2 separate regions of the Homo sapiens genome follow, and region 2 is linked to region 1. Evidence: chromatin loops called from intact Hi-C (ENCODE). Cell type or tissue: GM12878. All regions are shown on one strand. Each heading gives the region's core, and the rest is flanking DNA. Links, peaks and the distances in the headings are about the cores only.

Region 1 (15,292 bases), core at 4,553-9,552:
CAAGCAACCAAGACAACAAAAAAACAGTGAGTGCCTGAGTTCCAGTCACTCCCACCTGGCTTTCCAATGTTAAGATAACATCGTTCCATTCACAATTTTTAAGTACATCCTTAGAATTTTGACTACTATTGTTCCAACTCTCTGCTCCCAAAATGGGGATAACATTTTAAAAGACTGGAAACCCTTTAAGGAATGTTATTCAGACTGCCAGGCATTCAATTATAGAGCACCTCTGCATTATTTTCTACACTAGATAAATGAAATAAAGGTTTAGGCAATAATTCAAAGAATTTAATCAATGTTAGCCATCAATATAGGTCATTCAAGACAGTATAATTTTAGTCTTTGGTAGTAAATGCTTTCAGCCTGAATTTTCTAGATAAACAACACTATATTTCTCTTTGTCAGTGTGAACGAAGCTTTAGGGGGAATAGGGGGAACTTTACCTTCTTTTAAATTAGACATACCTGCCATTCACATTGCCACTCTTAATAGCACACTGTATCCAAACCAAACCAATGGATCGTAATGCAATGTTGTTATGAATTTTTTTATGAGTAGTGAAACTAGGCTCTCCCCACATCTGACATCTTGGTTCGTTTAATCAACATCACCCCAAGCCCTGCTGAATTTTAAATGGCAGAAAGTCATCAACAGCACAGCCATAGATTAAAGCAATGCCTATCCTAATACAACTTCACCCAAATGGAAATGTGGCATACTAGGACAACAGAAGTCCTAGCTAAGTCAAGAGGGAGAAAAAGACGCAGAGGAAATCCATAGCACTCCATGAGGGAATTCGACCATCCTGTGGTTGTCTAGAAAACACTATAGGAAAGCGCATCTAATATATGGAGGAAGATATGACCAGCTGTGATTCTGTAAGGCTGTGTTAAAAAAAAAAAAAGACTTTTCAGTGAACAATTAAAGATAAACCTAAACTATTTTCAGTATAAAAAAAATCCAATCGTCACATTGGTCTTTTGATCACATCTACAGAAATGACAATCACTACCAAGAAGGTGACTGGACATCCTGGCTGCCAAGGAAAGGGCTGGCTTGTGGCTGCCATCCTGAATCAATAACAGTGTCACCTTCCACTATCAGAAATATTCCAGTTTGGACAACCAATTTTATGGTCACCGTAATTTTTAGTGTATTATTATTTAGAGGGAAATAACAATGACATAATAAATACATGTATAACCTTAAAGAAAACCTTCCATCTACTTCCTTCATTCTGATATTCCTCAGTCTTGGTAAGAGTATCCAGTAAGTGTACTGTTATCAGCAATATTCAACTTGACCCTTCTACTCCACCTGACAGAGAGCTTCTCTCTCTCTCTCTCTCTCTCTCTCTCTCTCTCTCTCTATCTATCTATCTATCTATCTCTATCATCTCTATCTCTATCTCCACATATACCACAATTTCTTTCTGGTACTGCCTTTACATATTTGCCCAACCATCCCCCAAACAAGAATCTGCTCTTGCTTGCCAGTGTACTTTATCCAATACCAAGACCAAGACTCACTTTCTCACTTTCTCTTATGGATCCGACTTCATTTTACCTCACTGGGCACAGATCCTAGAGATAAAAGTGTATTTTTTAATGTATATTATATTTATTTGCTCAGATGTAACTATTAATATAAATTGGGTGGAATATGGATACAAAGTAACAAAATCTACTGTCCAAGCTTGGGTGCACTTGACGAAACTCTAGCTGCTGACCAGGAGCTCCATTGCCTGCTGACTAGAGAAGCTTGGAGACCACCTCCACCTGGGGGACTCGCAGTACCCCACCCTTCTTCTTAAAGGGCACTGTTCCAGATACTGTCCAGCTGCAAAGAAAAATTGTTGGCCTCATTTTTCTCATTTATTTTTAATTTCCTTTATTTTCTGTAAACTTTTGTAAACCTTCTTCAATCCTTCTGCCTCTAGGTGTGAAACACATGAATATCAAGCATAGCTCTTGCCTACATAGATCACAACATTTCGGAGAATTGGGAAAATAAGAACCACATAGATATAATACAAAATATGATGTAGTAAGTACCATGAAATAGCTACGAAGTGTATTAAGGTTTTAAAAAAGAAAGAAATCACTTCCATTAAGGCAGGTATAAGACAAAGACCTAACAGTGGATAGGATTAAAATTGTGTCGTCTTGAGGTTACAGAATCAGGTTACATACATGGCAGAAATGTTGAGGGGGAGGGACAGGCAGTCCAGGTGGGAACAGCATAAATAAAATTATGGGGGTTAGAAAATGGAGAGCACAATTGAAATAAAATAGTCATTCTAACTAGCAGAATGACTATTTAGCAGTAAGACATGGCCTGTCTAAAAGGGTAGATTTCTTATTTGCTTAATGTATCCAGGGAGATCAAGTTACGAAAGAAAAATGTATATATTCACAGCATGTGTGCATATGTGAGTGTACCTATGATTTTATTGAAAAGGTACATGATTATTAAATACTCATTTACAAAATGCACAGATTTAACAGCCTCCTACCACACACATTTCTACAATGTTTTCTTTCTGCTCAGATAAAGAGAAAATCAGCCAGGAGCTCCAAAGAGACCTACTCTATCAAAGATCCAAATTCCACGTGTGAGAACCAGGAAACGAAAGAGTCTCAGATCCACACTCCTGTAACATTTTATAAGGGCATGTTTGGCAGCTCTGATCTGAGGCTCACGCAGCCTGACTCAGATCAAGCTGCATTTGCGAATCCAGTGCTGGAGGGAAGGGGAGTTTGGGAGAAGCAATTACTGGGTTGCATCGGAGACACCATTGTATCTCCTGCATTCGGTGACAGAGTCTCACTTTTCTCCACTGTAAGTCTCAGTCAGTTTGATTGATGCACAGAACTGTTCCTCTCCCTCCTCCCTGGGGAGGGAGGGGAAGATGAAGTGCAGTATTGCAGAGAGAAAAGTGGTTTTATACACATCATCTTAATTCTCAATGATGGAGAAAGAAGAAAAAGAACAGGAATTCTAAGTAGCAGAGAAAGGTTCAAGGTTAATTTGATTGGCAATATATGAAATGCCACTTACCTCAGGCCATTTGAAATTGCCCCTCCTTCTCTCCACAATGAATGAAATGATTCTTTCCAAAGACAGGGGGATCAACTGATAATGGCTGCTATTACATATTCATATACCACTTTGCATTCTGCAGCTTACTTGGCAGGAATTCTTACAAGTCTCTGTTCGCAGATGCCCTGTCAGGGAGGTGAGGCTGGAATTCAGTGAGCTGTCACAGGCACTTTTCAGTGGACAGAAGGACAGAGACGGGATAGTAGGTGGGGGGTGCCTGGAAGAGACCACACCTGAGGTGCACAGGTGATCTGTGCCTCCACCTTGCCTTCGTTGCTCACCCCACTCAGTCCATACTGGGGGGCTTGCTTTCCAAAGACAGGTACTTTATTTAAGAACATGCTTTGTAACCGATCGTCTTAACAACAGGTACGTCTCAGTACTAGCATGAGGCTGAAAAAAATTATTTTGTGCTTTAAGAAAAAAATGTGGTACCACCACAAAGAAGATGAGGAAAAGAATATAAAAATAATAATAATGTGGAATAATTATCTTTCTATGTTAAGGATGATTTCCTCATCCTAGAGAAAGTAAGGAGAGGTTTTTATTTTAAGGAATTTTTAAAAAGAAAAAGAGGAAAAATTATGAGTTTTTAAGAGTTTTGAGTTTCTGAGTTGTGATGCAACTAACTCACACTTCTTGGAGCATAATCCTAACGAGATGAGGGTAAAATCCATTCAACCAATACTCATTCTCTAACATGCACAAGGAAGAAGGCTGGCAAGTTTTATTCCCATACAAGCCAGTTTAGGTCACAAAACAAAAGACACAGCCAGACACAGGGTTCCTAAATACAGCTGGAGGGAAGTTGGAAAGAAAATATGGATGGATGGCTGAGTGCATGTTCACTGTATCTTGGAAAAAGAACACAAAGCCCAAGGAATCATTAGCTTCATGTTTTTAACTCTCTCTCTCTCTCTGTCTCTCTGTCTCTCCGTCTCTCTCTCTCTCTCTCTTTCTCCTCCCTCTCTCTCCCAGTTATCTTGTGACATGACCAATTGCTGAGTTGCTATTCATTATTAACTGTTTTCCTTCAAGGTCAGTGATTGCCCTGAGTGTGATGACAGTGCTCAAGGTAACGCACGATTCAGATCAACCTTGAAATGTTGACCCATCATAAGTTCAGTGTAATTAAAAGGTGTGCCTATGCCCATGCCCGCTGTTTGAAACCTAATGTCTCTGCACTTACCCAGAATATCTGTCTGTGGATTTTCTTCATGGGCAGTTTTTACAAAGCACTAAAAATCTGCATGAAATTAATGACTGCAAATTAGCTTGAGCAAATTTCTTAAATTAACTCAGTAACAGTTCTGATTTAAATTTAGGAAGAAAGGGGCTTTTTATTTATTTACAGCCAAAGAATATAAGGTAAATTCAAATAATTTAAGATCAAACTACTGCCCTGTTTGTGAAGTCTGGGGTTTGACATGCAGCGGTGGGTTTTGAAGAATGGTTCCTTCGAGTTATTCTGACCACAGCTGTTTTCAGTGCAATTGATTTTTATTACTAATGGGATTGGTGCTCCTCAACATACAATGCAGAGAGAGAGAAAACACGATAGCGAGAGGGTGGAGGAGAGAGAAAGACATTTCCACTGAAACTACTCTAGGACAGTCTTACCACTCCCCTCTAAACCTCACTCCAGGACGCCAGGATGCATGTTGGCAATTTATGTCTCACAGGGCACTCAAGTCCATCATTTCAGAGACAAGAAGCAAAATCCTTACTCTAAGAGAATAGTTGATTCCTCCAAGTTTAGCAGGAAACCAAACTGAAACGGTTGAACTTGAACAAGGAAACATGCTTAAGAACCAGGAATATGTCTGGATAAACTAACTGCATTTCAATAAACACCTTTCTTGGGGTTTATTCTTTAACATAATCAGAGCATCTAAAATATCTCTGTCACCCTGAATGGCAAAACTAAAAGTAAATGACCAAATAGATGTATGTTATGAAAGAAAAGCTTACCCAAAAATGTGGAACCAACCTAAATGCCCATCGACTAATGAGTGTATAAAGAAAATGTGGTATATACACACCACAGAATACTACTCAGCCTTTAAAAGGAATGAAATAATGTCTTTTGCAGCAACTCAGATGGAGCTGGAGGCCATTATTCTAAGTGAAGTAACACAGGAATGGAAAACCAAAACCATATGTTCTCACTTAGCTCTCACAAGTGGGAGCTAAGCTATGAGTATGCAGAGACAAACAGAGTGATATTATGGACTTTAGAGACTCAGAAAGGAGAGGATGGGAGGAGGGCTAGGGATAAAAACTACACATTAGGTACAATGTACACTACTCAAGTGATGAGTGCACTAAAATCTCAGATTTCACCGTTATATAATTCATCCATATAACAAAAAAACACACGGACCCCAAAAGCTATTGAAATAAAACAACAAAAAGAAAAAAAAGAAAAGCTTGCCCAGGTAGTGACTAAGATGGTCTGCAACTTTTTCCATCAGAGCTTGGAGACAACGAAGGAAGCAGAGTAACACTGATCAAATCATTCCATAATCTCCAATGCATGAGCTCAGTTCCAACAATACTGTGACCTTCCGGGCTATTCTCCAAACTTTAAAATACTGCTACTCATCTACAAATGGAGATTCTAATACATACCTTCCAGGATTGTTGTGAGGATTAAATGAACGTGAAGCTTAGCACCAGGGCTGGCAGGCAAGAAAGGCTCAATGGATAAATGTTGCTGTTATTACTGTCGCATCTGTAATTTTTTTACTCTTTAGTACTTAGCAATAAATTGATTTTATGGTAAACATGTATATTTGGCCACAATCATTTTCTTCCATGCATCCAAAGCATACAAAAATTTATTATTTGGCAAAAAGTAAATAAATAAAGCTTTTATTTATTTATTTATTTTGAGATGGAGTCTCGCTCTGTCTCCCAGGCTGGAGGGTAGTGGCGTAATCTTCACTCACTGCAACCTCCCACTCCAGGGTTCAAGCGATTCTCCTGCTTCAGCCTCCTGAGAAGCTGGGATTACAGGCGCCCACCACCATGCCCAGCTAATTTTTGTGTTTTTAGTGGAGACGATTTCACCATGTTGGCCAGGCTGGTCTCAAACTCCTGACCTTGGGTGATCCGCCTGCCTCAGCCTCCCAAAGTGCTGGGATTACAGATGTGAGCCACCACACCCAGGCAAAATAAATCTTTTAATTCAGTGACTCTAAATAAGACCTCTCTCAAAGAGTATATGTTGAATGCCTCCTGCAATCCAGGCACTGTGCTAGGCTGAAAGATTAAAATCCCAGGTGATCCGGCCAGGCGCAGTGGCTCATGCCTGTAATCCTAGCACTTTGGGAGGCCGAGGCGGGTGGATCACCTGAGGTCAGGAGATCGAGACCAGCCTGGCCAACATGATGAAACCCTTTCTCTACTAAAAATACAAAAACTAGCTGGGGGTGGTGGGCGCCTGTAATCCCAGCTACTCGGGAGGCTGAGGTAGCAGAATCACTTGAAGCTGGGAGGCGGAAGTTGCAATGACCCGAGATTGCGCCATTGCACTCCAGCCATTTGGTACTGAGTCCAGCCATTGCACTCAGTACCAAAAAAAAAAAAAAAAAAAAAAAAAAAAAAATCCCAGGTTATCCAAGTCAGCATCAGTTGATGCAAGTTTTTCTGTGGCAATAGAAGGATGAATATTGAGTGATTCCACTTATGTGGGGGATCTGAAATAGTCAAACTCATAGAAACAGAAAGTAAAATGGCAGTTGCCAGAAACTACAAGAAAGGGAAACAGAGAGTTACTGTTCCACAAGTGTAAAGTTCCCACAGTTACAAAGGTGAACACCTGCTGCTCAGCAAGTATAAGCTCTAGAGATCTGCTACGCAATATTTCACCTATGTGTCAAGTGGGTCCATCTCATGTTAAGTGCTCTTTCTCACCAAGATGAAATAAGTAAATTGCTCTTAAAGATGACCTGTGGCTAAGGATGTTCTGAGACTGAAGAACAAGCAGCCTAGGCGAAGTCAACTCACAACTTCAGAGGCCTTGCCAGTCCAACTCTAGACAAAAATAAAAAAGTAAATAAATGAAGCTTTCAATTTAGCAAGACTAAGAAGGTCTCTCTCAAAATGATACAGGTGTACTCCAAGTAAATGTAGGCCAAACAGGAATGTAATAAGTCAATCACGGAGAACCTATCAGCAACTGAAAGTCAAGAAGATAAAAATATAAATTCACATAATGGAAAGAGAGCGTCAGGCAACACTAAGCAATTAGGACTGATGGTTATTCTATTGCCAAAGATCTCAAAAGATAAAAGCATGGTCTAGTCCTCGGTTTCCTCACAGAGGCCCAGATCTACTCACTTTTTTTCACCCATGCTGCTCCCAGTGTCTTTCAAAGCACGTTTGGCTCAAACATATACACATTTGCAAGCTTGCCAAGGCCTTCGAGTACACATGGATGTTCTAAATGATAAACCAGTGCCAGTATTAGCTTTAACTAACACTGAACGCTTTGGGAAAAGTAATGCATGACTAGCTTATGTGGTCTTTAATACTGTTTATTGTCTGCCCCTTTTTGACATCATTCCCTAAAAGAGCCCAATTTAATTCACAACAAAAAGTTGCTATGTGCCATACCAGGTTCTCCTTATAATTATTCATAACATTTTAGGATAATTTTTATGGCTTTTATGACTGCACTAGCCTTCTCAACCTCTCACTTTTACATTTTGAACATTGGCACAAATTTTAAATCTATTGAACCACCCATGGCTTCCCACAGCATTGCATTATAAGCATTATATTTTCGCTCTCTATCTTCCTTGTTTGAATCATCATTTGAATACATAGTATACATTTTTAAATTTCATCCTTTATCTGCATTATCGCTAACTTTTCATTTAGATCCTGCTTTTGTAAGTACTCAAAAAAATCCATAGTGCTATCACAGCAGGTGCTATTTATGAAATGTAAACATTACCAACAATGCAAAAATGAAATTTAATTGTGAGTTGTATGATTTTGTAAGTACCAGGCCAAAAGCTAGACACTTTACATGTATTATCTCATTTAATCTTTAGTAAAATCTTAAGAGACTCCAGTATCATCATCACACCCACTTTACAGAAGATAAACTGAGCTGGAAGACAGTAAGTAATCTGACAAGGTCACATAGCAAAGAGGAGACAAAACTCAGAATCCATCTGTCTAGCTCCAAAACCTAGACTCTTAAGCATTGCACCATGTGCAGAAAACATTATGTGCTCTTTTGTGCTTGCGCTTTTGTTCAAAATACTTTTCAATGTTGAAGTAGCCAAATAAAATCCACATACAATGGAATAAAGGCTTTGGCATTTTTAAGAACCTTTAAACTTTCATTTTTTTTCTTCTAATGTACCCCCTTGCTATTACCTGGTTTATTCAGTCACAGTTAGAATGCAATAAATGGAGTAACAACACAAACAATACTGAAATAGCACACGTAGCCTAGCAAAAATCCATAGGAAAACAGAGCAACGTGAAAGCAAAGTCCGAAGGCCCTCCCCTTGTATGGCCCTGCCTGCCCAGCACTCTGGCTTCCCGGCAATCAGCCACACACCGCAGAACTTTGTGTTTCCGCCCACAGTGGAAATTTCCATATCTAAAATGTTATTATGGGCTTCATAGAACAATCTGTGTAAGGTCATATTTGCATAAGTCAAGTGTTCCACAGTCTGTACAGCGTCTTTACCTAATGCAGGATTAAATTGCCATGGGGGGCTCTTATTAACCCTCCAGATTGCCCTAAATGCCAGCCAGCATTCACTTAAAGAAGAGTAGCTGGAATATGGAAGCAGCAAGGCGGGGACCTGCAGTTGAGCTCTCCAGTACTCAAAGCCACCAAAGCTCAGAAACCGAGGGAGAAAGACTCTTTTATTCACCCGTGTCCTTTTACGTAGTAAGTTAGTAGAAGCAGGGGAAAAGTCAGTGGGTGCATTGGTGACAAATGAGGGGACTTCAAAGGACTATGCATGGAGATATTACCAGATTGTCATCAATGCAGATGCTCTTTAGCCCAAGGGCTTCCAAACTGGATTTCCAGAAGTCCTGATTTCCTGCCTCAAGACTGCTTTAGGAGTGAGAGGGAAAGGCCCAGTTAGCATGGCCACAGGTCTTCAAGCTTTCCTTCAATCAGTGTGGCTCCCCTTTTTTCTGTCAGGCATGCTGGAATTTCATGCCTGGTTTGTTTGGAAGGAGTATCTAACGCTAAAGATGAAGTCAGAATGCCACTAATTCAGGACAACTTCTACCACTTACCTATATGACGATGGTAAGAACGCCAGGCTCAGTATCTTGCCCAGTGAGTCAAGGCTGGAAAGTGGCAAGCCTAGACTGGAACCTAAGAATTTGGATTTTGGGTCCAGAGCCCAACCAGCACACCTGGAGCCTTTGTCCACCATTTCCTTTGCTTCTTTCTACTCCTGCTCTGGAAGTCTATTGTTACTTTTCTCCGATTAGGTAAATGCATAAGTGAAATAAGGTGCACAGGTGACTCTTCCATCAAATCTTTAAAAGCGGGCAGACCTAGAAACTGTGTAAGGCACATGGTCTTTGGAGGAGGGGTGCCTTTGATGAACTACCTCTGCTTCCAAATCCCATACGGATGAGTCCTGAGCATGTGCACATGAATCTATCTGGCCTAATTCCTTCAGTGATTGTGTTGTATAGTGCGCTAAGACTTGCCAAGCATATGTACACATTTTGTCTCAATGTAAAACTTAGCCCCCTGTAAAAGGCTGAGGATGCATCTATCCTACTGGGAATGCAGAATTATAGGGCTTTACAGATCACCCAGCCCAATTTGTAGATGAACTTGTAGTTGATCTACAAGTGAGAAAACTGACACCCAGAAGTGTTCAGTGATATCTTAAGGTCATTAATATCCAAGCCAAGACTGAAGACCAAATCTACTGATTCCTGCACCAGCTCCTGTCCCACTACCCAGCCCAGTTGTGTGCAGTCAAGGTTTTAATGCGTCCTGATATTCTTTCAGATGGTGGCCCCACTCAGAGCTGCACACATGACCTCACATACGAATACTTAGAAGCTAAAAGCAAAGTTATTTAGTTAGTTGCTTATTTCCAAGTATCTCTAAGGACATTTGCTCTACATTCTCATGCATCTTCCTGCTTTCCTTCATGGTACTTGTAACAATTTCATGTTATTTACTTTTCTAAAATGCATTTATTTATATAATGCATTTACTTATTTGTTTGTTCAGTTCCCTTCTGCATGAAAATATAAGTTCCATGAGAACAGTGGCTGGTTTTCTGTCTTGTCTAACACTGCTATTTCCAGACCCCAACACATTGTCTAGAACATAAGCCAAAGTCGAATGAATGAGCAAATGAGTAATTGAATGAATGAATGAGTGAATCTCGCTACCCTAAAAATACTTCTATGACTATACTTGTTACATAGTATTTAAACCATGCATTCACACTTCTGTCTCCCTTAATCAACTGTAAGTTTCTTGAAAGTATCTGCACTTTGTAGTGTTGGCAATACCTAGTTGTGCCTTATTTATACAAAGAAGGAAATTAATAAATATTTGTCAAGTAAGTAAATTTATTCATTCATTCATTAATGAAATCCTGGACATATAATAGGCACTCAAAAATATGTATATACTGATTAACTGATTGGTTTGTTGGTTGATTGATGAGTGCTTGATAAAACTCCATGAAAATCAAACATTTCCAGGGTGATATTTTTAGGAAACTATCAACCATCACAAAAACCTAATTTTTTTTTTTTTTTTTTTGAGACAGAGTTTCACTAGTTGCCCAGGCTGGAGTCCAACGGCACAATCTTGGCTCACCGCAACCTCTGCCTCCTGGGTTCAAGAGATTCTCCTGCCTCAGCCTCCTGAGTAGCTGGGATTACAGGCATGTGCCACCATGCCTGGCTAATTTTGTATTTTTAGTAGAGATGGGGTTTCTCCATATTGGTCAGGCTGGTCTTGAATTCCCAAACAAAGGTGATCCGCCCGCCTCGGCCTCCCAAACTGCTGAGATTACAGGCATGAGCCACGGCACCCAGCCATAACCTAATGTTTTTGTATGAATTTTTAAAATGTCTATTTGAGGACACAAAGAAGGGAACAAAAAATACCAGTGCCTACTTGAGGGTGGAAGGTGGGAGGAGGGTGAGAATTGAGAAATTACCTATCGGCTATTATACTGATTACTTGAGTGACAAAATTATCTGTACACCAAACCCCAGCCACATGCAATTTTCCCATGTAAAAAACCTGTACATGTATCCCTTTAACCTACAATAAAAGTTGGAAAGAAAAAGGTTTATATCTATAAAAATATGATTCCTCTGAATTTTATTTTTTTAGCCTCTTTTCTTCTCCACTAGTTAGATCAAAAATATAACTACTTTGTAGAATATGTTTTCAGTTTTGTTCAGGACACCGTGCAAAGGGAAGCCATTTAGGAGCAGGTTAAGGCAGGTTTCCTCTATACATGTCACTTCAAGTTCACTGTTTCATAACTTCAAAAACCAAAAAGGGGTGAAAGTTCAGGGTAACTACTTATGACTGTGAGCATCGCAGCATGTAATAAAATAGTCACAGAGCTTCTGTTTACTGGATTTGAGAAGGTCATTCTGAGTATGGTTCAAGGCTAAGTGCCTAAGTGCATCATGGGCAATGCCTTGGATTTCTCTGTACCTTTTAAGAACATCTTTGCAAAGCAGGTGACAGCTGTGGAAAATAGAATGCACACACAGACACACACACCCATCTTTTCCACTAACATTTTGGCTTACTTTTAAAATTCTACAAGATCTATTCTACAAACTGGAAACATAACAGAGGCACTTTCTCAACAGATATTGAGAAATAAAAAAGCAACAGGAGTTAGTCTTTGATCTCCCAGCCATATTACAGGTAGAATGAAAAGAACATGTTCTATTTGGGAACTGGTGTGTATGTGGAGATATACATGCACATACACTCAATCTGCTGTTAACCTTGTGCTCAGAAGAAAGAAGTCTATGTGTAATTGAAATCTATCACTGATTTCAAACGTTTCATTTGATTTAATCCTTTTACTTGCTTCCTTCACCATACACCTTACTAAAATGGTATTTAAGCTGCTTGCTAAAATGATATTTAAGCTGCTTTCTGTATCTGCCTCTGCCCTTCTATTGGTAAAGGAGTTCAGCCATGAGGTGGACACCATGGCATGAAATAACAAAGGTAAAATAAGGCCCGAATGATATCTAAACTCTTCCTCAAACCTGGAATTGCCAAAGGTTGTCCATATTGTGCATAGGTAACCTGCTGGACATACATGAAGTGTATGCTCCTACATGAAGTATACAATATCCAGCAAGTTGGAGATGCTGTATATTTGGGGTCCCAGCAGGAGCCTAGGCTGGTAGTCACAAATACCTAGACATGTCCAGTGAATTTGCAGATTGAGCCCATCAGAAGCACATCTGGAAGAGGTGCGAAGGAACTGCCTCTTAGAGACCCCACCAAAAGAAAGAGAATACAGGCAGAATGAGCATGAGCTGGGAGGAAAGCCTCGGTGTCTCCATGTCGGGAGGTTCCCAGCACAAAGGGTTCTATTATTCGGCTTTGTCTCCCAATTTAGCCCACAGTAAACACCTGAGTAAGGCCCGTAGAAAGAGAGGGAGAGCATGTGTGAGGGAGAGGGGAGGGGAACCAGAGAAGCTGTTTCACTAAAAACACACAGCTTAGGGAAATACCCCTTTCCCCCCACCAATATTAGATAATAATAATAACAATAAAGATGGGGGAAGAGGGGGACAGAAGACAGAGAGCAGTTCCTCCCTCTGCTCCACAATAAAATGTCATGCACGTCCCATCGCCCCTGGGCTCCAGGGCTTCACATGCTACCAGAGATGGGAGCGATCTGCAAACACAGCAAAACCCAGACGCTGCCTTCTTAAAGCTGGGGGACTGTGTTCACATCTGGCAGTGATAGACACACTTCTAAGCACACCTGGGGAATTTCTAAGTATTTAAAGTCCTCTGTGAGCATTGTGGGACAGGTGAAATTTGGATTGTTCCTGTTAAAGTGCCCCATTTGTGTACCCACAATACAAGGAGACCTGTGGAGTCTCAAGAGATTATATACATGCCTTTATAATACATAAAAAATTTAAATGACCATCAGATACTTGTGAATTGGGATTTACAACCCTCATGATCAAGTTCAGATTGCATTTTAACAAAATTTATTAGTTGTCTGCCTACATATAGCACACTGTGCTAAGTACTGTATGGAATGATAAAAATGTTTTAAACGTAGTTCTTTTATACACCAAACATGATATATCACTGAATATGTATTTGCGTACATTCATATATAACAACTCCTCCCCAGCTTCAACTTAGATCACATGAATTTGATTTCTGGCAACTCTAGACATTCAAGTTATTGCTATCAACCATGTAAATCAGTTAAAAAGGCCTGAAAGCTGCAAAGAAAATTGTCAAGAAGTTAACGCACTTTGCTCTGAAGAAAAAGAAATAGAGTCACCCTTGAGTCAGAGGCCATGAGCTTAGTATGATGTACAAATTTCAGGTTACTGACTTGAAGTTTAGTTACCTGTATTCTTCTGGTAACCAACAGCATAAGAAGTGACAACTGACAGCAAAGGACAAGATGAAAGAAACAAAACACCACAACAATCCTGTGTCCTTGATTGAGGTGAATGGGCTGAGACACCTCCACGACCCCAAGGGTGCACAAACATCAAAACCTGTCAGTTTAATGTCTGATGTTCAGCTAATGTCTGAGTCATCAAAAGGAGGTAAGCTATGTTCTGTCTCTTACAGTAACCAAGAGACACGTAGATACAACACATTTAAGATTCCCATAATATTTTTTAATATGGCCAATTAACCACTTGAAGGCTAAAACACTGGAATATTCCTCACAGAATTATAGTTTGGAGACCTAGAATATCTAGCCAGAGTTAAACAGCAAGTTAGAAATAAAACCAAAATGGAGCTCAGCGTGGTGGCATGTGCCTGTAATCCCAGCTACTCAGGAGGCTGAGGTGGGAGGATTGCTTGAGCCCAGGAGGTAGAGGCTAGCCTGGGCAATGTCGTGACACCCCATCTTAATAAAAATATTTTTTTAAAAACATGACACTTCAGGTTCTGATATCTGCCTGTAATATTAAAAGGAATGAGAGTTTGAAAACTCGATGGAACCTAAACAATATTTTCATCTCCAGCCTCGCGTTTTGCAGGTAAACTCATTGAGATCTAGAGAGATAAGTGATTTACTCAAGGTCACAATTCAATGATGAGTAGAATCGAGACAAGAATACAGGTTTCTGACCAGCACTCCTCAAAACCATCAAGGTAATCAAGGACAAGGAAAGTCTAAGAAGCCGTCAGAGATCGCAGAAGGCTAAGGAGTCATGATAACTAAATGTAAGTGGTGTTCTGGATGGGGTCCAGGAATGGAGAAAGGACATTTGGGAGAAACTGATGGAATCAGAATATAGTATTGAGCTTCATTAAGAATAATGTACCTATGCTTGTTTCTTACTTGTGACAAATGTATCATGGTGATATAGGATGATTACAATGGGGGACATTGGATGAGAGATATAAGGGAATTCTCCATACCATTGTTACAACTTTTCTGTATGTCCAAAGCTATTTTAAAATAAAAAGCTGATTTAAAACAAAAAGTTCTACTTCTAAATTTCAAAAAAAAAAATACCGTTTTCAAGAATTCTTTCCATCAAAGCATGTTGTCCCTCTTCTAAGATAGTTGAATGAGACTTCCATTCCACAAACTAAAAACTGTCATTCAGTCTCTGTTCATAATAGCCATGCTATTAATATTTGGAATAGCTCCTCCTCCTGCCTGCCTTCATCAAGTAAAAGTAAAGAAATTAGTCAGATTAACCCTCAATAAGCAAATGTACAGCTTTCAATACCTGCAGCAGATATTTTAAGCAACTGTTGCCACATATGTTTCCATTTGAGAGATACAATGGAGGGAAAGTATATCCCACCCTTAGACGGTGGGAACAAGAGTATCAAAGGGAAATGGAGACAAGCTTGTGCACATCTACCTTTTCAACTTTTCAAACATGTATTAAGAACCTGCTATGTGTCAGAACTCTGCCCTCACTTCAAGTATACTAAATCCTTAAATGT
Region 2 (15,292 bases), core at 4,128-9,127, 61 kb before region 1:
ATTCTAATGTGTAGTGATGGTTTTTAAAGCTTTTGAATACATATTTATTACATTGGGCTTCCAACTGCACATAGAATCATCACTCATACCATCCTAAGACTTTTGAGTAAATATGCATTAGGCGAGTTTTAAGCACTCATTATTAACTCAGTCAACCAGAACAAATTCATTAACTGTAAGCTTATCTAGTTTATCAAGTGAATCTAGACTGAGTTCATGGGAATGTACTTAAACTTTAAATATTTATTCGTTAGACCTTGCTAGAATCCTAGAGTAATATATTCATTATGCCAGGGATTTTTAATGTGCTGTGTCAAATTATGTTCTCCCAAATGCTCAAGTGATATAATATAATTAACTTTATAGCCTGGGTGTTAATTCTTATGATATAAAGGACCATGAATGAATCACCAGCATTGCAGGGCTTTGCTGCCTTTGGTCACGAGATCCCCCATATGTTGTCTCTTCCAACATTTTCAGCTCTCGCCTCTCTGCTCGTACTAGGATATTTGATTTCTTTCTTCTTCGCCTGAAAAGTCTACTGTTGAACTGAGAAATTCCCTCAAGCCAAACACTGATACCTCCCCCAGGACGTATCTTATTGATACTCAATAAGGTCCTGTGCTTAAAGTTGCCGCTAAATCCAGCCTCCCTTCAAAAGAATCTCTCACCTCCCTAGGGCCAAGGAGGTGAGAATAAAATCACTCGTCCAGCATGAACTGCTATCTCTACAGGATTCACTTTATCTTACATGACACGCACTACCATATTGGTTAAGATACTGTCAATTATTTTTCATATTTGGTTATATCATTATTCTCCACCCTTTCTAAACTCCCATCATTTTTATTTTCTGCACTATCATTTGGCACTTTGCAAAGGCTTATTTTGTTAGTTTTCTTTCAAACCCTCTCCAAACCTCATAAATAGTTATAGTTTGATGACTATTCAGTAAATTAATGATGATTTTAATGACTATATCAGAGACCTATCATATAGGTGTTTAAAAGTTTCAAAATGTCTTTATTCCTTTTCCATGCCACCTAGCAAAGGCATTCTTATTCTTGTGGAAATGTGGAATGAACAGAACCTGAGGTGTATGACTTACACCCATCACCATCATATATAATACAGCTTCTTTCTTTACTCTGAGGAATGAAGCTGCTGAGTAGGCCTTTTCTGCATTGCTAGAAAAGTGTGTAATAAACAAAGGGAAGAAGCTTCAGTAAGCTGGACAACACACACGAGTGATAATCAGAAGGTCTCGCCTTTGTAAATACACATCTTGCTTTTCCAAGGATAGTGTTGTATCTTATTCTTGTCTTTCAAAATATCATTAGCCCTGCAACAAATCATCTCTTAACTCACGAAACATACATTGACTCCACACATACATATCAGCAACCCCTTCACAGTCACACCTTGCTGTTCATACCAAATGTTTCCTGGCTAAACAAGCAAGCATTTATGTAGGGCCATACTTAACCGTTACCTGAATTATCATCAATTCCATGGAAAAACTTACGAGAAAGGATGACAGTTACCCAAGAGCCAACTGTGTGACTGTGTTTGTGTGTATGTATGTGAGCATGTGCAAGCATGTTTCATGTGTCTAACTAGTATAAACAGGATCCTGATATTTACACAGCTTTCCATGAGATACAACACTATCCTTGCAAAAGCAAGATGTGTATTTGCAAAGGAGAGACCTTCTGATTATCACTCGTGTGTGTTGTCCAGCTTACTGAAGCTTCTTCCCTTTGTTTATTACACACTTTTCTAACAATGCAGAAAAGGCCTGCTCAGCAGCTTCATTCCCCAGAGTAACAAACACATCTCAAGTGCCTAGTCCTGCCCTGTCCCTTTACCGACTCCCTCTTTCAAGGACTTGAACACTGTATAGACTTGGAAAGAAGCTGTATTATATATGATGGTGATGGGCATAAGTCATACACCTCAGGTTCTGTTCATTCCACATTTCAACTTATCTTTATTTTATGGGTCTATTTTATTATCATTGAGATTACTGAATCATAAACCTAAGAGGAAAAATGTTCCATTTTAAAATATATTTTATACTATTTGGGGGTTACACTCATAGTATGAATCTTCATATCTATGTCATTTAGTTAAAATGCCTGTGTATTGTATCACACAATGTTATAGTATTTCAACCTCTCTTGCACTCACCCCACCGACAGGTGGCCTCCATAAAGCCAGGGACTTTTATACTCAGTCTTATAAATGTACTGACTAAAATAGTACCCAGCTCATAGTAGACAATCAACAGTATTTGTTAATAAGAAGTCTATCAAAATTAATATTGAAAACCTCAACACATGTGACACTTGGCTGCTCCCATTTTCCTCCCATTTTTCTGCCCCTTGTAAGTCTTCTCTTCATCTTTCTGTGATCTCTCCTAGCAGTTGTGAACATGTGTGATATTTATTTCTTGCCTCTGTGATATCAAGCATAGAAAATAAGTAATTTGCCTTATTAAATTAGATGTATTGGCCTTAACTTTATACTGTTCATGACTCGAATATCTATTTCCAATCCTGATCTTTAATTTAAGCTTCAGTCCTATATCTCTAATTGCATACAAGACCCTACTATTTTAAGGTGATACCTGTCCTCTTCACACTAAAATTGGATCCACTTACTTAATTCCATTCTTTCTATCAATAGGATTCTCTCAGTCAGCCCACTGAAAATCTGAAGCTGTCTTCTACTCTTTCCTTTCCTTTATGCCCGATAGCCAACCAGTTAAAATGATTGGTCTAATCCTAGTTCAAAAAGTCTCCTAAATCCAGTCCTTCCTCTTTGTTTTCATTACTTTATTCTAGTAATAGTTATCATTTTCTCGTATCTGGACAACTACATCAGCATCTTGGTTTCTCTTATTCCAGTCTCTCCTTTCTCTAAAGCCTTATACACCCCACACTTGACTACATGTTCAGTGAATATTAGGGGTCAAGTACTATTTGTTCAATGAATAAATGAAAGAATTATTTAATGGATAAATGTTGTACCATATAACATGCCTTAGATACTGAATTTATCACAGGGGATGTCTGCCCCCATACATTTCAACCTAGACTTCAAATCTGCTCATAACCTGACTCCAACTTTTGTCCACCATGTCTAAATGACCCCCACTGTCCCAGGTAGTTTACGCGCATCAGTCCAGACTCAAGTTTCTCTAGCTCTGAAGAGCACCTCTCACGCTTTTCATATATGTAAAATTTGCCCTATTACCTCTGTGAATAGATGTCAAGAATGACTTGTGCTGCTCATTGGCCTCTCATCTTCTCTGAATTCTTCTAATATTGTCTACATAATAGTAATAAATTTTGACATTCTATCTGCAATGTCACTTCACAACTTCTTGCACATAAGTCTTTTTCCCTCAGAGAGATTTACATAATCTGGGAGGCCTGAGACTGTGTCTTAAGGTCTTTGCTTGACTGACTCCAGTGATTTAAAGGACTGGGTATTTCTTTAATGTCTACGTACTTCATTTTGCCTTTGTATACTTCCTATGAAGAATAAAAAGGGAAACTAACTTTAAAGCAGAACAAAATCTACACATAACGGGTTCCTGAAAGGAGAGAAAACACGTTCTACATCAATTTATTAACAAAGAGTATATAACTCAAGAGGACCTTTATAAGTAGAACTCCCTAAATGTTTTTCATTTATAACCACGAAATAGAAAAAAAAAGGAAAATATCAGGATAAGAATATCTTACTTTTTTTATTGTTTCCTGAAATGCCCAAAATTGACTTGCTAATACTGCATATTAGTAGTCAGTTAAAATGAGAAAAAGCATATACACTTGTTCCTGTTCTTATAAAAGAAATGTCTAGAAAAACATTTCATTCGAAGGTTTTCTATGTACTTAAAAGTAACAAATCTGAATGACCTGTTTTTAAAAGCACAGTAATAGTAATATTAATGCCAAAAGAAAGACAATAAACAGAGCTAGAAATCAGATATCAAAGAAAGTACCATATAATTTTATTAAGAATGTTTGTTCCTGCAACTCAAAAGTTGAAAATACTCTTATCAGATAAGTTTCAAAGATAAGAAGAATGACTGAAGATAAGAGTTTATTTTTTTACCCTCCAAGGACTTTACTTTTAGTAAACTATTAAAAATAATAAAAGATATAACTCAAATTTTTTCACCTAAGGAAATACCCTACTGTTATGGAAATAATTTCCCAACTTTTACTTCCTCTTTTTTCAGATAATTATTTCAGTATTCATTTGGTTTTGGTGCTTAATGGTAAAATAAGAGTTTTTGAGGAAAGATCCCAGGCAAAAACATTAATATATAAACAGAACCAACCCAAGGCAATTTTGAGAGATGAATCGTGTATCTTCTTTTTCCCCTTCAGTCAGCTTCTCTCTTCCTGCCAGGTGTTCTCTGTTGGTTATTATAAGTTTCTAGTCTTATCTTGTACCACTTCCCCAGAAAACCTATTTTCTAAAAAGGCCAATTCACTCAATATGTTACAGTCACTCCTCATGCACACTCAACTCCATGCTTTTATGTGAACAATTGCAGTGGCCCGGAACATTTTCCTCTTCCCATCCAGATCTCACTCATCTTTCAAGGTCCCACTCAAGCCCCACCTTTTCTGTGTAGCCCTCCCTGATCACATCAATATCTTCTGAAATTATACAGAGCTGCAACATTCATGCAAATGCTATGTCTTCCCTCCTCAAGTAGATTTGCATGTCCTGGTAAATAATAGCATGTTTTACATTACAGAAAACAACTGATTTGGACCAAAACATACATCTCTCTGATAAAAATGACTACCTATTCTTTTAACTCTCTCCTCCACTTTCCTGTGTAGAGTTCTGTAAGTTTTCACATCTTGTTTATTGCCCTGTATTTTGATGAGTGCTTATTTAAACATTTCTTTTCTTTCTTTTTTTGTTTTGTTTTGTTTTGTTTTGTTTTTTTGAGATGGAGTCTCACTCTGTCACCCAGGCTGGAGTGCAGTGGCACAATCTCAGCTCACTGGAACCTCCGCCTCCCTGGTTCAAGCAATTCTCCTGCTTCAGTCCCCCTAGTGGCTGGGATTACAGGCATGCATCAACACGCCTGGCGAGTTTTTTTGTATTTTTAGTAGAGACGAGGTTTCTCCATGTTGACCAAGCTGGTCTCAAACTCCTGACCGCGGGTGATCCGCCCACCTCGGCCTCCCAAAGTGCTGGGATTACAGGCGTGAGCCACGGCGCCTGGCCTGTTTAAACATTTCTTATCTTCCTGACAAGAGTATAATCCTCAAAAGAGCAGGGATTTGTCTTATATTGTATGACTCAACCACCAAGACTAGCACCATCATAGGCAGTCTGCTCTCCATATCAGTGGGTTCCATGTCTGTAGATTCAACCAACCGTGGATTGAAAATATTTGGAAAAAAAAACATTCTACAAAGTTCCAAAAAGCAAAACTTGAATTTGCTCCATGCCAAGTACCACTTTGAATCCACACAAATGAAGTCATGTGTAGGCTTTGTAGTAGGTGTTTTCAGTAATCTAGAGGTGATTTAAAGTATACAGGAGGATATACATAGGTTATTTGCAAATACTACACCATTTTATACAAGGGACTTTAGTATCCTTGGATTTTGGTATCTGTGGAGGGTCCTGGAACCAATCTCCCATAGACACCTCATGAATAGTAGATATACAACTATATATGTAATAAGAGATAATTGGGAACTCAACAGTAGTCTAGAGAGTTGGAAAATCCTGGAATCAAATCATAGCTTTGCCATTTCCTAGCCATAGTGATGTAACCTTGGTTTTGCTATTTACCCTTCACCAGCCTCACTTGCTGCATCTATAAAACGTGGTTGTTCTCTGCTATTGTCAGTATTGTTGATGTGGTTGTGGTGGTGTCAGCAGTCTCCTTTTACTCAATAACTGGAAGAACATCCATGTCTGTGACAAGAGACAATTTTTTATTTAAGAAATCTTTCCGGGCATGGTGGCTCACACCTGTAATCCCAGCACTTTGGGAGGCCAAGGCAGGCGGATCATCTGAGGTCAGCAGTTCGAGACCAGCCTGGCCAACATAGTGAAATCCCATCTCTGCTAACAATACAAAAATTGGCTGGGCGTGCTGGTGCATGCCTGTAATCCCAGCTACTCGTGAGGCTGAGGCAGGAGAATGGCTGGAAACCAGGAGGGAAGCAATGAGCCAAGATCACATCACAGCCAGGCATGGTGGCTCACACCTGTAATCCCAGCACTTTGGGAGGCCAAAGCGGGCAGATCACTTGAGGTCAGGAGTTCAAGACCAGCCTGGCCAACATGGCAAAACGTCATCTCTACTAAAAATACAATTAGCTGGACATGGTGGTGCATGCTTGTAATACCAGCTACTTGGGAGGCTGAGGCAGAAGAATCACTTGAACCTGGGAGGTGGTGGTTGCAATGAGCCTAGATCATGCCACCGCACTCCCATCTGGGTGACGGAGTGAGACTCCATCAAAAAAAAAAAAAAATTTTTTAACTATGTCTTTAAACTCTCTTCAGAAAATTTATTGACACTTATCGTTGTATTTTTCTGAAGTTTTTCTTTCAAACTCCTAAAAAATGTATGGGAAGGCAATAAACACAAAGGAAAGGGAATATTAATAATATATATGTTCACTCTTAAAAATCCAAACAAATGATATCACAAAAGTATTTGCTGTCAAATATCACTTTGTGATCTTTGATGGGTGTTCAACCTCAGTTATGAACCATATGTCAGATGTGGGGATGATTTTATGGTTCATTGCAGCCTTGGTAGAAGTCTTTAACCCCATGACAGTTGCTTCAGTGAGAAAGTTCAAAACTACCTTCAGTCATTTCAAATATGACAACATTGACTTGCTTTTTGCTATTTTGAGTCTATTCTGCAGCATAGAGGTATACCAAAAAGGCATCTGAGCAGACATGTGGCAGTCTTCTGATGTGCTAATATTTGTATGCCTGCATGACTCTGATTCTCACATGCCAAAATAGTTAAAGAAGCAGATGTAGGTTAAAAATTGTCGTTTTTTTTTCTTTCTAAGTCATTGCACACAGCTTTTATGCATCATTTGTTTTCCATTATGCAAACTTTAGTATCTTGTTTACCACCGTTCAGATGGACTATTCCTATTTTGGAAAGTTTCTGAGTTTCTGTGAATTGGTCAAGGGTGAGATTTCAACATATAAGGAGCAGTGATTATTCAGTTAAAGAGGAATTTATGATCAACAATGAGTAGTGCAATAAATGCTCAGGAAAGTGAAGAGTTGAACTTGCTAGGGACCTGTCATTCATCTGAACATTCCTTGCTTATTGAGCAAATATCACATTCCAGGCACTTCACTGGGCACTGAGAGTAGATGAGTTGCTTTTCTTAAGAATACTATATATTGTCCTTCACATTTTTGATCCTTAATTAAGATGATCTAATTAACAACTCAAAGCGGAAAACATTGCCACTCCAGAAGATTGGTCTAAACATAAAGAAAAGAGTGTAAAAATCAGTCTCTCAACTATTGTCTTGTTGACTTCCTAGCCATGGTCTTTAAAGCTTTTCAGTACAGTGCCTCCCTAACATCATTATTTCATTAACCCCATTTTTCACAACATTAAATATATTGTCTTATGTAAAGTCAATTAGGGCAAAGCTTCTAAGCTGTAAGTGCATGCTTCATTTAGCCCTTTTACAACTTTCATTTCTCTATTTTGTTGCCATTCTTCCCATCCTTAGAAAAGGTTCTTTCCACTATATCTCCACTAAATCAAGACTGCTTTTCTCAAACTCAAGCAATAGATTCATTTCTCCCAGGAAATCCTTTTAGCATGGCTCGAGTAATGTTGTCCACTCAAATAAACGACATTCCAATCAATGTCATACAATATCTAGATCATTCTAAAATATAAATGTCCTTGGTAAATATTCATTTATTATGCACCTTGCACAGAGCAGCTATATAATTAATATCTGGTGAATGCATAAAATTCCGTTTAATTTCTCACATCTTTAGATGAAGTCTTTCCAATCTACCATCATTTTCTATCACTGTACATTTTAACACTCCGAACAGGAAAATAAATCAATTACAAAGTTATAAAGACCATTAGCAATATTAAGAAAACTTATGTGAAAAAATGTTGGCAAGATGGTGGAATTGAATTTTCCAGCACTCATGCCTCCCACAGAAACACTGATTTGAACAACTATCCATGCATGAAAATACCTTACAAGAGGCAAGGAAACCAAGTAAGAGATTACAGCACCTGGGTGTGGCACAGAAATGAGAAAAGGCACCTTGAAGAGGGTCAGAAGGACAGTCTCACATTATCCATGTCACCTCTCCCCCATGTCCAGGCAGCACAGGCTGGAGAGGAGATAACTTCTGCTTAGGAGAAGGAAAGGAAGGAGAGCATAGAACTTTGCCTTGAACCCCAATACCCAGCCCACTCCAGTAAAACCCAACACTGAGTAGGTGCAGATGGACACAGACTCTGGCTCAATACCCACAGGCTAAACTTCCAGGCCTACCCAGGCACCAGACTGGATCCCATAGGCCCAAGCTCCAGGCCTGCAATGTATACACAGTCTCTGAACTGCCCCACCACTAAGCCAACCCCAGCCAACCCAGTCTCTAGACCACCCCCAGCACCAGGCTGACCCCCACAGCACCAGGCTTCAGGCATGGCCCAGCACAAGGCTGGCACTCAGAGCCCACGCCATCAAACCAGCACCTGCAGGCCAGGGACCCATCAGTTGAGATACAGGCACCAGATTTTCTCAGCACTAGACCAGCCCCTGTGGCCATAGGCTCCAGGCCAGTAACCGTGGACTGAGCCTATAAGTCTGCACCGGCCACAAATAGGATCTTGCAACCCCAGGTTCCAGGCCAGTCTGATAGACTAGGTGTCACAGGGTTGGGCTCCACAGGCCCAGGTTTCAGGTCCACCCAAGCACCAGGCCAGTTCCTGTAGCCCTAGTCATCCAGCCAGCACCCTTGGACCCATCCTCCAGGCTGACCTCTGCAAGTTTGGACCACAATCCCAAAAGATACAATCCTGAATGCCATAATCCCAAATGCTGAAATATCAACAATCCCTAACATCTAAAATTTTAAACATCAAGCCAGGTGCAGTGGCTCACTCCTGTAATCCCAGCACTTTGGGAGGCCAAGGTGGGTGGATCGCATGAGGTCAAGAGTTCAAGACCAGCCTGGGCAACATAGTGAAACTCCAACTCTACTAAAAGCACAAAAATTAGCCAGTTGTGGTGGCACATGCCTCTAGTCCCAGCCACTCGGGAGACTGAGGCAGGAGAATCGCTTGAACCCAGGAAGCGGAGTGAGCCAAGATCATGCCACTGCACTCCAGCCTGGGTGACAGAGCAAGACTCTGTCACAAAAATAAATAAATAAATAAAATTTCAAACATCACAATCACAGGATAGTTGTGTCATTTTAGATGAAATATACCTTGTTTTTGCCTTTGTTTGAAAATTGAGTATGGTTTAAGGAGCTATGTATGGGTACAAGGTGACAAAGGGTAGACTTGTGGACTTACTTTTAGAGTCAACTTGACTGAATTAAGGAATATCTAGAAACCTAGTAGAAAATTATTTGGGGTGTGTCTGTGAGAGTGTTTCCAGAGTAGATTAATGTGTGAGTCTGTGTGGGCTACGTGGGGAAGATCTGCCCTCAGCTTTGACGCGCACCATCAAATCAGCAAGGGTCCCAGACAGAACAAATACAGAAGGTGAAATGGTCCCTCCGAGAGCTGGGAAAGGCTTTTCTTCTGCTTCCTTGGACATCAGAACTCCAGGCTTGCCAGCTTTTGGACTCCAGGACTTATACTAGCAGACACCTAGGTCCTGAGGCTTTCAGGCTTGGACTGAGAGTAATACCATCAGCTTCCCTGACTCTCAATGTAAAAACATTGAAATTTCCTTCAATAAATGAAGAGATGTCCTTTTTTACACATCTGCATTTGTGAAATATAAAATTCTCGAGATCTCAGCTCTTTGGGCAACTGCATATGCAGTAGTAACCCATTGTGGTTTTTGATTGATCTTGCCAAAAGACTTAGATTGTTCATCATGGTATTTTAGATCACTGCAGTTATAAAGCTGGGTGCACACAATTACCAACCATAGTGATGTGTGTTCATGCATTTTGCTTTTTGATCTAATTCTTTAGGAATATGATTCTCTGCTCCTAACTGTTCTACTCATGCTACTGTCAGTAGTATACTTGAGTGCTTATGCTTGCAATAAGTACTTGCAATAAGTCTCTTGCAATAATATGTAAGTTAATATTTTCTATTTTATTCTGTAAAATGGCCTATGAAGTGTTCTGTTGTGTTTTTATGTGTTTGTAAAGTAAATCCCCTTTTAAAATGTAAATAATGTCTTTTAAAGAATTTTTTAATTTTTTTCAGAAATATATTTTGGGGATTTTGATCTTTCAGAATTTTAAACATTTGAGATTATGGCATTTGAGATTGTGTCTTTCAAGATTATCATTGGCCCACCTGTGGGTAAAGGCACCAGGCACACCTAGCAACATGCAAGTCCCTGTGGCTCCAAACTCCAGGCCTGCCCAAGATTTTAGAACAGCCCAGAACTAGGTTGGCCCACAGAGTCCTAGGATTTGAACCCTCTCCAGGCTGGCACCCCTGGCCTCATGCCCTGTGGACACCTGTGGACACAAGCTCTGGGCTTGCTTAGTGCCAGATGGGTCCCTGCAGTCTCACCCACCACGTCGGCCCCTATAGCCCCATGCTTCAACAGACCCAGCTGGAGCCTGGGAGGCCTTGGTAGACAGACCAGTTCCCATGGACTGAGAATCCAGGTACCCCTCAGTAGATCCAGGACCCAGGACCATTCCTATGGACTCAGGTGCCAGGCCCACCTCAGTGGACCCAGGTACCAAGCCAATCCTGGCACCTGGCCAGTCCTTGCAGACTCAGGCTCAGAACCCAAACCACCAGAACAGCCTCTATGGACCCTGGCTTCACAGATACAGGCTGCAAGCATATCCTCTCTGTGGACCCAACCAACAGGTGGGTCCAGTGGATCCAAGCCTCAGGCTCAACCTCATGGCCCAGCACCAAGGCGAACTTCCAGAGAACTCCAGCAGCAAGCCCGTCCATGGATCATGCCAAATAGCCTGCCCAAAATCTTTGAGTAGGCTGACTGTCAAAGGAGTTTCCCAAATAAAGTCAGTCTGCAAAGACTAGGATGCCTCTCTCTTTCTTCAAATGCACAGACATCAATGTAAGGCAACAAGAAACATGAAAGACCAAGGATATGTAATACCAGCAAAAGAACACAATAATCTCCCAGTAAATGACCCCCCCCAAAAATGAAGATATATGAACTGCCTAATAAAGAATTCAAAATAATAGTTTTAAGAAAGATAAGTGAACTTCAAAAAAATACAAACAATTCAATCAAATCAGGAAAACAATAAATGACCAAAATTAGAAATTTAATGGAGAGATTAAAATGATTTTAAAAAAACAAATTCTAGACCTGAAAATTATAATAAATGAAATGAGAAATGTAGTAGAGGCCATCAACAGCAGAATTGATCAAGCAGAAAATAAAATCTGTCAACTTGTAGACAGCTTATTTAAAAATATATAGTCAGAGGAGAAAAAATAAAAAGGAATAAGAAAAATTATGGGATTTATGGGGTAGTATCAAAAGAGCAAATGTTTTAGTTATAGGAGTTTAAGAAGGAGAGGAAAGAGGACAAGTAATAGAAAGCTTATTTTTACAAAATAAAAGCAGATAACTTTCCAAATATAAATATATAGGAGATTAAAAGTGTCCATTCAGATTCAATCCAAGCAAGGCTACATCAATACATATTATAATCAAACTGTCCAAAATCAAAGACAATGAGAATATCTTAAAAGCAGAAAGAGAAAAGAAGCAAATCTTATATAAGGGAGTTTTAATAAGGCTAGCAGCAGATTTTTAAGCAAAAGCTTTGCAGGCCAAGAGCGAGTCAGATGATATATCTGAGGTGCTGAAGGGAAAAAAAAAAAACTACTAACCAAGATTACTGTATCTAGAAAACTTATCCTTCAGAAATGAAGAAGAGATGATGACTTTCCCAAAAAACAAAAGCTTAGGGAGTTTACCACCACCAGACCTGTCTTACAGGAAATGCTAAAAAGAGTTTTTCAAATCAAAAGAGAAATTAATTAGTAATATGAAAATGTATAAACATATAAAATACACTGGTAAAAGTAAGTACACAGTCAAAATCAGAATATTGTAATACCATAATAGTAGTGTGTAAATCACTTATATCTTTGGTATAAAGGCAAAAAGACCAAATTGTTAAAAACAATAATAGTATGATAATTTGTTAAAGGATACACAATGTGAAAAGAAATAGATTGTGACCTGCAAAAGATAAAATGGGGAAGACAGAATAAAAATGTTGAGTTTTTCAATGTGACCAAATTTAAGTTGCTATCAGCTTAAAATGGCCTATTATAAGATGTTTTATGTAAGCCCCATGGTAAACACAAAGCAAAAACCTATCGTACATACACAAGATAAAAAATAAGGAATCAAAGTATTTAACTAGAGAAAATCACCTAATCACAAAGAAAGACAGGAAGAGAAAAAGAAAGAGAGAAAGAGAGAGGATGAAAGAAAGAAAAAAGGAAGAAAGAAAGAAAGAGAAAGAAAGAAAGAAAAGAGAAAAGAAAAGAAAGAAAAAGGAAGCAAGGAAGGAAGGAAGGAAGGAGAAAAGAAAAGATCACCCAAATTGAAAAGGAAGAAGTTAATTTGTTTCTGTTTGCAGACATCATGATCTCATATATAGAAAACTTTAAAGACTCCACCCAAAAACTATTAGAACCAATAATTCAGTAAAGTTGCAGGATACGTAATTAACATACAAAAACAGTAGCATTTCTATACACTAACAATAAACTATCCGAAAAAGAAATCAAGAAAACAATTCCAGTCACAATAGCTACCAAAAAATAAAATAAAATGATTAGAAATAAACTTAACGAAGGAGGCAAAAGACCTATACACTGAAAATTATAAAACATTGAGGAAAGAAATACAGAAAGGCAAAAATAAATGAAAAGATATCCTGTGTTCATGGATTGGAATAATTAATATTGTTAAAATGTCCATAATACCCAAAGTGATCTACAGATTCAATATAATCCCTATCAAAATTCCAATGGCATTTGTCACATAACTAGAGAAAACAATTCTAAAATTCATACGGAACTAGAAAAGACCCCAAATAGCCAAAGCAATTTTGAGCAAAAAGAACAAAACTGGAGATTTTACATTACCTGAATTCAAAATAAACTTCAAAGCTACAGTAATCAAAACAACATAGTATTGGCATAAAACAGATACATAGACCAACAGAACAGAAGAAAGGACTCAAGAAAAAACCATGCATTTACAGTCAATTGATTTTTAACAAGGTGCCAAAAACACACAATGGAAAAAGGACAGTCTCTTCAATAAATGTCACTGAAACAACTGGATATCCACATGAAGAAGCATGAAATTAGACCCTTATCTCACACTATATGCAAAAACCAACTCAAAATGGCTTAAAGACTTAAATGTGAAGCCATTGTGGAGGACAGTGTGGTGAATCCTCAAGGATCTAGAACCAGAAATGTCATTTGACCCAGCAATCCCATTACTGGGTATATATCCAAAGGATTATAAATCATCCTACTATAAAGACACATGCACACGTATGTTTATTGCAGCACTGTTCACAATAGCAAAGACTTGGAACCAACCCAAATGCCCATCAATGATAGACTGGATAAAGAAAATGTGGCATATATACACCATGGAATACTATGCAGCCGTAAAAAAGGACGAGTTCATGTCCTTCGCAGGGACATGGATGAAGCTGGAAATCATCATACTTAGCAAACTAACATAGGAACAGAAAACCAAACACCGCATGTTCTCACTAATAAGTGGGAGTTGAACAATGAGAACACATGGACACAGGGAGGGGAACATCACACACTGGGGCCTGTCAGGGGTTTGGGGGCTAGGGGAGGGATAGCATTAGGAGAAATACCTAATGTAGATGATGTGTTGATGGGTGCAGCAAACTACCATGGCATATATATACCTATGTAACAAACCTTCATGTTCTGCACATGTATCTCAGAATTTAAAGCATAATTAAAAAAAAAAAAAAGAAAGGAACAATGTTATGTCCTTTGCAGGGACATGGATGCAGCTGGAGGCCATCATCCTTAGCAAACTAGGGTAGGAACAGAAAATCAAACACTGCATGTTCTCACTTATAAGTGAAAGCTAAATGACGAGAACACATGGACAGATAGAGGGGAACAACACACACTGTCAGAGGGTGGGGAAAGTAACTACCGCTACTAGTCTTAATACCTGAGCGATGAAATAATCTGTACAAAACTTCCATGACACATGTTTACCTATGTAACAAACCTGCACATGTACCCCTGAACTTCATAAAATTATTGGAAAAAGAAAAAAAAACTACCAGAACACGTAAGAGAAAAGTTCCATAACATTGATCCGAGCAATGATTTTTTTTGGATATGACCTCAAAAGCAAAAGCAAATAAAGCAAAAATAGACAAATAAGATTACACCAAATTCAAAAGCTCATGCAAGCCAAGGAAACAATCAACAGAGTGAAGAGACAACCTACGGGATGGGAGAAAATATTTGCAAACTCATACATCTGATAATCATTTAATATTCAAAACATACAAGGAATTCAATTCAGTAGCAAGAAAACAAATAACCCAATTAAAACATAGCTAAAGGACCTGATTAGACATTTCTCAAAAGAATAAATACAAATGGCTAGTAAGTATAAACCAAAATGCTCAACATCACTCATCATCAGGAAAATGTAAATTGAAACTATAATCAGATATCATTTCACACCTATTGGAATGGATATTATCAACTAGATGAAAGATAATTGCTGGTGAGTATATGGAGGAAAGGAAACCCTTTCACGTTGTTGGTGGGAGTAAATTAGTGTAGTCATTATAGAAAGCAGTATGGAGGTTTCTCAAAAATATTAAAAATAGAACTACCATTGGATCTGGCAATCCCAATACCGGGTGTATATCCAAAGAAAACGAAATCAGTATGTCAGAGTGATATTTACACTCCCATGTTTACCGCAGCATTATTGGCAAATAGCCAAGATACCAAATCAACCTAAGTGTTCATCAATGGATCAAT

The links. Hi-C counts contacts between places; a loop is a spot of excess contacts. Peaks named below come from ENCODE experiments on the same cell type or tissue, not always from the same donor. Only the 100,000 strongest peaks of a DNase experiment are listed, where the experiment ranks them.
Region 2: a loop joins it to region 1, with 2.1 times the contacts of the local background. A loop is called at or near these places in 1 of 110 quality-filtered maps.

The regions. Positions count from the first base shown.
Region 1 is chr13:102,962,376-102,977,667 of GRCh38, reverse strand. No RefSeq gene overlaps it. Among named protein-coding and RNA genes, the nearest start is that of SLC10A2, 96 kb to the left of the region's middle. RefSeq lists enhancers at 6,765-6,964, 11,533-11,582. In GM12878, for the core only: no CTCF peak of the experiment used is centred there; a DNase peak (open chromatin) is centred at 6,937; H3K27ac peaks cover 1,633 bases.
Region 2 is chr13:103,023,385-103,038,676 of GRCh38, reverse strand. No RefSeq gene overlaps it. Among named protein-coding and RNA genes, the nearest start is that of SLC10A2, 35 kb to the left of the region's middle. In GM12878, for the core only: no CTCF peak of the experiment used is centred there; DNase peaks (open chromatin) are centred at 6,976 and 7,754; H3K27ac peaks cover 4,424 bases.